2 separate regions of the Homo sapiens genome follow, and region 1 is linked to region 2. A link is a loop called in an ENCODE intact Hi-C map of the cell type or tissue named here. Cell type or tissue: HepG2. All regions are shown on one strand. Each heading gives the region's core, and the rest is flanking DNA. Links, peaks and the distances in the headings are about the cores only.

Region 1 (4,401 bases), core at 326-4,325, 60 kb after region 2:
TTATTTTCTTCATCCAAAAAATAAAGTGGCCTGCCATATAGGATAGATAATGTTTATTGAGCACTTACTTGCTGTGAGCTTGGCCCTTGGCGCTAAACTCTTTGCTCAGGAAGAGTCTTTGAGGTGGGTTCTATTATTATCCCCATTTATAAGTGAGGAAACTGCATTTTGGAGAAGTTAAGTAATTGTTGAAAATAATTCAACTGGTGAGGGAGTCAGACATTTCAGTAGGCTGCTGTACCTCAAAGGTTTGGCTGGCTGGCAATCAGCCTTCACATGGCAGGCATACTAATTAGAAATCAGTGTCTTGATTTTCTTAAAAAGTTTTGGTTTTGCTAGCAGAAATTGTCATTTGTGCCCAGGCACGGTGGCTCATGCTTGTAATCCCAGCACTTTGTAGGCCGAGGCAGGCAAATCACCTGTGGTCGGGAGCTTGAGACCAGCCTGGCCAACATGGTGAAACCCTGTCTTCACTAAAAATACAATAATTAGCTGGGTGTAGTAGTGGGCGCCTGTAATCCCAGCTACTCAGGAGGCTGAGGCAGGAGAATCGTTTGAACCCAGGAGGCAGAGGTTACGTGAGCTGAGATTGCGCCACTGCACTCCAGCCTGGGTGACAGAGGGAAACTCCGTCTCAAAAAAAAAAAAAAAAAAAAAAAGAAATTGTCATTTGTGTTCATGGACGTGGTAAGAAAATAAAAACTGAAATCAGATATGTATGAAAATGAGTTACAAAATATTCTAGATAAAACTTTCTCTGTCTGAAAATGCAAAAAAAAATGATTTCTGGCTTGTGCTAAATCACGAACTGTTTTTTGAAGTCAGAATGTTGTTTTGTCTGAGATCCTGGAGTTCTCTGCCAAGAGAGATCTGATTTGTGACAGGGTGGTGGATGGGCTCAATATTTTTTTAATGAGATATTGGACTGTGCTGTTTTGTTATACTATAAGTGATATGTAACCAAACAAGAAAATTTTCCTAGCAACAAAGTTGTTTTCCTGAATCAGAAGAATGCTTTTGTGTGCTCATTTTCTTATTGTCCAAAAGATAAAAAAGCTTGTGAATTTAGCATCTTATTTTTTTGAGATTGAGGTACTGGCGAGTATAGATAGTAGAATATATAAGAATATCATTGGAAGTATTTGGCAAGCAGTATGTTAATTCAGACCTAAACTGTATTTAAGTAGAGAACTAACTTGTTTTTTTGTTTGTTTGTTTTTGTTTGTTTTTGAGATGGAGTTTCACTCTTGTTGCCCAGGCTGGAGTGCAATGGCGTGATCTTGGCTCACTGCAACCTCCGCCTCCTGGGTTCAAGCGATTCTCCTGCTTCAGCCTCCCGAGCAGCTGGGATTACAGGCATGCGCCACCATGCCCTGCTAATTTTGTATTTTTAGTAGAGACGGGGTTTCTCCCTGTTGTTCAGGCTGGTCTCGAACTCCTGACCTCAGGTGATCCACCCACCTTGGCCTCCCAAAGTGCTGGGATTACAGGCGTGAGCCACCACGCCCTGCCGAGAACCACCTTGTTTTTATGCCAGACCCGATTGTTGGACATGATTATCTCACTGGCCCTTATAAGCCTTTTTTTCTCTCTTCTTGTTCTTCATTAGTCTGGTGAGGGACCCAGACATTTCAGTAGGCTGCTATACCTCAAAGGTTTGGCTGGCAATCAGCCTTCACATGGCAGTCATACTAATTAGAAATCAATGTTTTGATTTTTTTTTAAGTTTTAATTTTGCTAACAGAAATTGTTATTCGTGTTCATGGATGTGTTAAGAAAATAGAAACCCAAGCTTTTTTACATTCATCAGATCTCTAAGTTCTACCCCATTCCATTTGTTTGTTTGTTTTGAGACAGGGTCTCACTCTGTTGCCCAAACTGTAGTGCAGTTGTGCAGTCACAGCTTACTGCAGCCTCAACCTCCCTGGCTTAAGTGATCCTCCCACCTCAGCCTCCTGAGTAGGTGGGACCACAGGCATGTGTCATCCCACCTGGCTAATTTTTGTATTTTTTTTAGAGACAGGATTTCAGCATGTTGCCCAGGCTGATCTTGAACTCCTGGGCTCAAGTGATCCACCCGCCTCGGCCTCCTGAAGTGCTGGGATTACAGGTGTGAGCCACTGCCCCTGGCTTTCCATTTGTTTATGCAACAAATATTTGAATAGTGTGTGCTAGGAGGCCCTAGGGATATTGTGCCCTCATGAAGCTTACAGGTTAATGAAAGACTCAAACATGAAAGAAATAATTACACAATCAGGAAGTACATGAGTGCTATGAAAGGGAATAGAAGGTTCTGCTAAATTGAAGGACAGGGTACAAAGAAAGCCTTGATGTAAAGGATGAATAACATTTAGCTAGGCAAAAATTGGGATTGTCTGGTCTCGGTCAGTGGGGTATATTTTGCAAAGGTCTTGTCCCAGTAGGGAGTTTGTCAATTTCGAGCAACAGCAAAAAGGCCTCTGGGTTGTAGGTGGGTGTGTGTTCACATATGGGTATGTGTGTTCGCTTGTGTGCATGCATGTGAGGAGGCAGGGTGGGGAGTGGCTCTGGAGGAGGAGAAGGGCACAGATTCTCAGTCCTGTAGCACTCTTGTTCAGAGCATCAAGTAGACCTGAGAATTGTATGTTGATCATTGGTCCGCCAAGCAGTTCGTATGGCCTTGTTTCCCAGAACTCCATCATCAAGTGGATGTGGTGACCATATACTTTATCATCAAAACCAGGATACTCTTTTTTTTTTTTTTTTTTTTTTTAAACTTCTTTTTCTATGTTGCCCAAGCTGGTCTTGAATTCCCAGGCTCAATGGATCCTCCCGCCTCGGCCTCCCAAAGTGCTGGGATTACAGGCGTGAACCAACATGCCCGGCAAACCAGGATACTCTTGAGAGTGAAAGGGGACACTATTAATTATGTTGGGACAACGGGTATAAAACAGTACTTATAGACCAGTTCTCAGCCACTCCAGGGAGCCCCAAAGTTGCCTAGAAACCATGCTCTGAAATGACAGGGTTAGTCACGTGCTCCTGCTTTCTCACCTTTTCCTCTTCCTTCATCCATGAATAACTCTGAAAGAGGGGCACCAGGAGAAACTGCTCCAAGTCTATACAACAGAATCTTAGCCCCCATGGCCCGCCCAGCTGCAGCCTCCTGTTTTTCAGACTGCCATCTGATCTCTGACTATTAATGTGTTTTCAGAATTAAAGTCTAAAAAACGTATAGAAAAGAAAGTAAGGCCTTAAAAGTTTAGCACGTGAACTTTTCCCACTAGAAGCTTTTCCTACACTGCTTCTTATGGATTACATGGCCTAATTATATGTTCCCGGAGGGCCACTGGGCAGAATGGGTGTGGTCTAACTTCTTTCAGAGTAAACATGTTTTGTGGATTGGCCCCTATGGTGGATAATGGTGAATAATGCATGGAGTAAATACCTACAGGAAGCCTTCCCATAGGTGTAAAACCTTTATTTCAGGAAATAAAAGGAAGATATATTGATTTTTTAATTAGAATCAACTGTTTGGCTGAATCTGCATAATGAGGATTAATGGAGCTTTATTTCCTGCTCTCTCTGCCCAAGTCACTCTACAGTAGGGCCCTCAGAGAGCCCTAGTAACTTCTTCAATTTACTGACAGATGGATCACTTTGCAGTAAAATAATATTTAATGGTCGGTAACTGCGAGAATGTGGGATCTCATTGTCCTCCTCAGCCTTTCTTCAACAACCCCCCAAGTCCTCAATAAAATGGTTTGACCCTGTCCCCCATAATAATTTTTAATGTTCATGTTCAGCCAAATACTCAGGACACTAAGGAGTTGCACTATTTCTTTTCAAACTGCATTCAAGCTCTTTCTTTTGTTTTAAAAGCCAGGAAATGTGAAGAATTCACCTGGAACTAAGTAGAAAACTCCATGCTCTGCCATCTTAATCAGGTAAAAAACAAGAAATTTCTGTGATTATTTTCAGCATTGTAGTGCCAGCTGAAATGACTTGTTTTTAATTAATTTAATTTAATTAATTATAACAGTTTCAATTTGATGTGAAAATATTTTATTCCATCTTTTAGTTTCTGGGCTTAAATGCTGTGACTTACTTATTTGTGTTTGTTCCACTAATGTTACCTGGGTTTTTTAGACAAGCTAGAACCAGACAGTTGGGATTTGTCTACAAATGTATTTCAAACAATTGAAAAGTGTCATTATTCCTTAGGTTTTTTTCAAACAACACTTTATTATAGTAAGTACACTTGTATTTATCTAATACTCAGTGAACACTGGAATGCATGACTGTTACAGAGAGGCTCAAAACACTAGTTATATTGTTTGTGTATATATGAAAAATTGTATAATAGCACTTGTGATTTCCTGGTAATTAGAAGACTGTAATTGAATTTGGAAGCAACCTAGA
Region 2 (4,387 bases), core at 1-4,000:
AGGAAGGAAGAGGGAGAATAGAGACTGGATATGCAACCAACAATGTCCATGACGGAGATATAAGCTAGATGAGATATGAGTTAGTTACATATCATGAGTCGTGTTCACTGATTTGGGCACTTTGGAAAGCTTTCATGATCCTTATACTTTAGGTTTACTGATGGAAGTGAAGGGTAGATTAACCTGGGTTGGTGACTGAGGGCCAAGTAAGTGGACACTATGATGGTTGATAAGCTTGACTATCAAGGGAAGGAGAGAGAATTTGGTAACTAGAAGGATATGTTCAGTCAAGATTCTAGAGAGAATACCTCAGCTGTGCAAGGGAGAGATATTCCCACCCGAGAGATGGAAGGAAAAGAAAGGTGCGAGAGATTGTAGACCAGTGGTTCTCCATAGAATGGTACGACTCAACAGAATGGTATGTTTTGGAAACTTGTGGGGTTGTTCTTTTTTTCTTTTTTCGTTTTTAACTTTGCAAAAATTATAACTGAAAATGGGGTTGTTCTTTATGTCTTTAGTTGTGTTGAACATTTACATACTGAAATATAATTCACATAAATCTTTCCTTTTTATTCACCTTTATGCTACCATCAGAGTATACTGATTTACTTTTTGGACTTATGCATGTAACTTAGTGATGAATTTTATTTCAGGATACCAGAAGAGTGTCAGAAAATATTTGTCATAAAATGGTGATGTTAGGTCTAGTAGTTGAGAACCAGTGCTTGTCAAACTTTAATGGGCATGTGACTCTTGTTAAAATGGATTCCAATTCAGTAGGTCTGGGATGCGGCCTCAAATGCTCCATTTTTTTTTTTTTTTCTAGATGGAGTCTCGCTCTATCACGCAGGCTTGAGTACAGTGGCGCAGTTTCTGCTCACTGCAACCTCCGCCTCCCGGGCTCAAGCAATTCCTCTGCCTCAGCCTCCTGAGTAGCTGGGATTGACAGGTGCGCGCCACCATGCCCAGCTAATTTTTTGTATCTTTAGTAGAGACGGGGCTTCACCATGCTGGCCAGGCTGGTCTCAAACTCCTGACCTTGTGATCCACCCGCCTCAGCCTCCCAAAGTGCTGGGATTACAGACGTGAGCCGCCGCACCCGGCCAGATTCTCCATTTTTTAACTAGTTCTATAGTTTTCGTTGGTCCCCTTTGACTAGCAAGAATTGAAGCCAATCGGTAGATGAATGGTTCTTGTGTTTTCGAGATGGATGGTCTTATGAACATGGTGGGATTTGGGAGAGGCACTGACCAAGGAACAAAAAGATAGGCCAGACCCTTTGAGGGCTCTGCTGAGAGCACTCCTGTATGTTTGTGCAGAGTGGGGATGGAGTAAACGGTAGGATTGATCGGGGTTTGGGAGTTAACAGCTTGGGTTAACTAGAACTGGAGGGCAAAGGAGTTAATAGTATAGGTGTTGGTAGTAAAAGTACAATGGTAGTAAAAGTGCAGTGTGTCTGACTAGTTATGTGCATATTAAGTACACATTGTACTTAAAATATATACTGCGATGTTTTGATATAGTTATTCATCTTCAGGTCACTAGGGGGCATTGGTGGATTAAAAAACACATTTGAAAAGCTGCCCAGTATTTGCATTCCATTGTAGGAAGCAGCTTTTCCTTGTGCTGCTGCAGGAAGTTTGAATATTGGATACATATACCCAGATTCACGTTATTAGATTTCCTTCATTACACAGATTTTATCCTAGTCCAACTATGGGCTGGGCATCATGCTGGACCCTGGTGGGTACAAGTGAAAAGACCCAGTTCTTATCTAGGAGAGAGGTCCCAAATCTGGCCACAAATCAGAATTATTCAAGGAGACAGTTTCCAAGCCCCTGCGCATGGTTCTGACTGACTTTTTAGTTGGCGTCCAGGAACTGCTAGTTTTGAAAAAGCCCCCCAAGGTGATTATGAAACTTTCATTTCAGAAGCTCACAATGCACTTACCAGCACAGACATTAAAGGTCCGTTAACGATGCAGTGGGTCTCAACCTTGACTGCATGTTAGAGCCACCTGGGGAGCTTTTAAAAGTCCCGATGCCCAGTCTAGAACCTATACCAATGACATCAAGAATCTCTAGGGGTAGGATTAGGCATCTAGTTTTTGGAGCAAGCAGCCAGCCTTGAGATCTACTGACTTAGAGGGAAGAGCAACAGCAGGGGGCATCAGAAGGCTTTATAGAGAAGAACATGCCTATGCTGATCTTTGGAGCTAGGCAGACAAGGTTGAAAGGGCCTTCCAAACAGAGAAGAAAAGCACATGCAAGGACACAGAAGTGTGAGAGTGTTCAGAACAGTGTTAAGACCTTGGGCTTCACTGTGTTCCTTGTGAGAGATACTAAAGTTTTCTGTAGCTGCTTCCTCATTTGTAAAACAAGGATGAGATGCTTACCAACCTCAAATTATTGTGTGGATTAAATTCATTCCTACGCAAAGCTTAGAACAGTGCTTGGCCCAAAGTAAGGGCTGAAGAAATGTGAGCTGTTACTTTTAGTTGGCATCTTGTAAGATGGCATCTTGTAACTACCTGTGTTACGGTGGTGCACGGTCTTGGGGCTCTCCAAAAGTATTTTTTATTTCAAAACTTGGTAGTCAGTTGGATGTGGTAGATGAGGGAGAAGGATAAATTAAGGTTTCTGCCCAGGCTTTTGACTTTTGACTGTGGGATCTATTCATTGAGGTGGGAACTATTCATTGAGGTGGGAAAGTGGAAGAAGGTTGAATTTGGTTTGAGGGGGAGGTGATGGTTTGGTTTTGAACAGGTTGGGCTTGCTGAAATATCTGGGCATTGGAAGGGGGAAATCAGTTGATGTAGAACCCCAGGGTATGGACTTTTCCTGCCACAGACGTGGGCTGGAAATTGGGAAATCATCAGCTGCTAACTGAAGCCTCCAGGGCAAGAAGGTGGCCTAGTGAAAACTGGTCTGTGTCACTTCCTTCCTCAAGGGCAAATAACATGACCTGTACTCAGAGCTCACCACACCAAGGAGCCTGAGTGAACATGTCCATGACTATGAGGTGTTATTACCTCACACATTCTTTGTGGCTTAGTGTAATACTTACATTGCCTGTCTTCCTGAAATTAATTTTCTTACCATGTTACTAGTATGTTACTAGAACTGCGCGGAGAATTACAATGCTAAATGGAAAAGGAAAATCATCTGTAAATTGGAAGAGTAATGTAACTTTTATACTTGAGCATTATTTTAAAAGCCACATATTTGGAAAGATAATGAAGGTTTTTTTTCCCTAACAGTTTAAGCATCTTCAAGGGAATTCTTCTTGAGGAATTATAGTAACTACATTTTTACTCACATAAATACATTTTTTATGTGCAGAATCAATTGGTTGTTTCTTTTTCCTTTCTTACCTTTCGAAGAAGTTAGACAGTGGATCACAGAGACGAAGAAAAAACTGCTCTGTAGCTCTGGATGCAATCTTTTCAGCCTCAGGTTCTAGTTGTGTTTCTGGCTGAGCGACCTTGTTGAGATTTCTTTTTTTTTTTTTTTTTTTTTGAGCCGGAGTCTTGCCCTGTCACCCAGGCTGGAGTGCACTGGCGCAGTCTTGGCTCTCCGCACCCTCCGCCTCCTGGGTTCAAGCCGGTCTCCTCCCTTAGCCTCCCAAGTAGCTGGGACTACAGGCATGCACCAGCACGCCTGGCCTAGTTTTTGTATTTTTATTAGAGATGGGGTTTCACCATGTTGGCCAGACTGGTCTTGAGCTCCTGACCTTAAGTGATCTGCCCTCCTTGGCCTCCCAAAGTGCTGGGATTACAGGCATGAGTCACCATGCCGGGCCAGTTGAGATTTCTTAATCTCTCAGCGTCCTCTGATCATGATCCTGTGGGGATAGTAGTATGTCCCTCTGTATCTCACAGGATTGTTGGGAGATTCAATTGAGATAATATGCGAAAAGAACCGTGAACTACAAAGCACTATATCAATGTAAGGTGTTTTCTGTTCCTCTTGTATCACATTTGTCCACTGAAGTAATCTATGCTTGCAGGTTAGCACTCTGGACTTAACAACTGTAAAACGTGAATTAACTTGGGTTATTTCACTTCTCATTTGGAAATGAATTCTGCTCAGGACACTGTAGCATTCTTCTATCTACTTCTGAAATGCAGATAGCCTCACAGTTGTAACTAACACTGGAAGAGGAGAAAGAAGAAGTAAAACGATACATTAAAAGAACGGAGAGATTAGAGGCACAGTGGAGGAGAAAAGTAGATGATGTACCAGACATTTATGATAAATGAATTGATTACCCCATGAGGCCTGTTGATATTTGTAGACTTTTATGACGTAAAGGTTTAATTTATAATCTATATGTATATGTGTTCCACACCCATGTCCTTTCTAGGCTAGACTGGAACTTCTTAGAG

Evidence for each region. Peaks named below come from ENCODE experiments on the same cell type or tissue, not always from the same donor. Only the 100,000 strongest peaks of a DNase experiment are listed, where the experiment ranks them.
Region 1: a loop joins it to region 2, with 2.8 times the contacts of the local background. A loop is called at or near these places in 5 of 110 quality-filtered maps.

Annotation. Positions count from the first base shown.
Region 1 is chrX:23,839,838-23,844,238 of GRCh38, reverse strand. It overlaps APOO (apolipoprotein O), which reads left to right. Exons shown (of 9, transcript NM_024122.5): 8 at 3,862-3,926. The coding sequence ends at 3,897. Among named protein-coding and RNA genes, the nearest start is that of SAT1, 59 kb to the right of the region's middle. In HepG2, for the core only: no CTCF peak of the experiment used is centred there; a DNase peak (open chromatin) is centred at 2,198.
Region 2 is chrX:23,899,806-23,904,192 of GRCh38, reverse strand. The region is part of intron 1 of APOO (apolipoprotein O); the gene reads left to right. Among named protein-coding and RNA genes, the nearest start is that of APOO, 5.9 kb to the left of the region's middle. In HepG2, for the core only: CTCF peaks have their summits at 1,548 (motif pointing right) and 2,171 (motif pointing right); DNase peaks (open chromatin) are centred at 1,572, 2,182 and 2,972.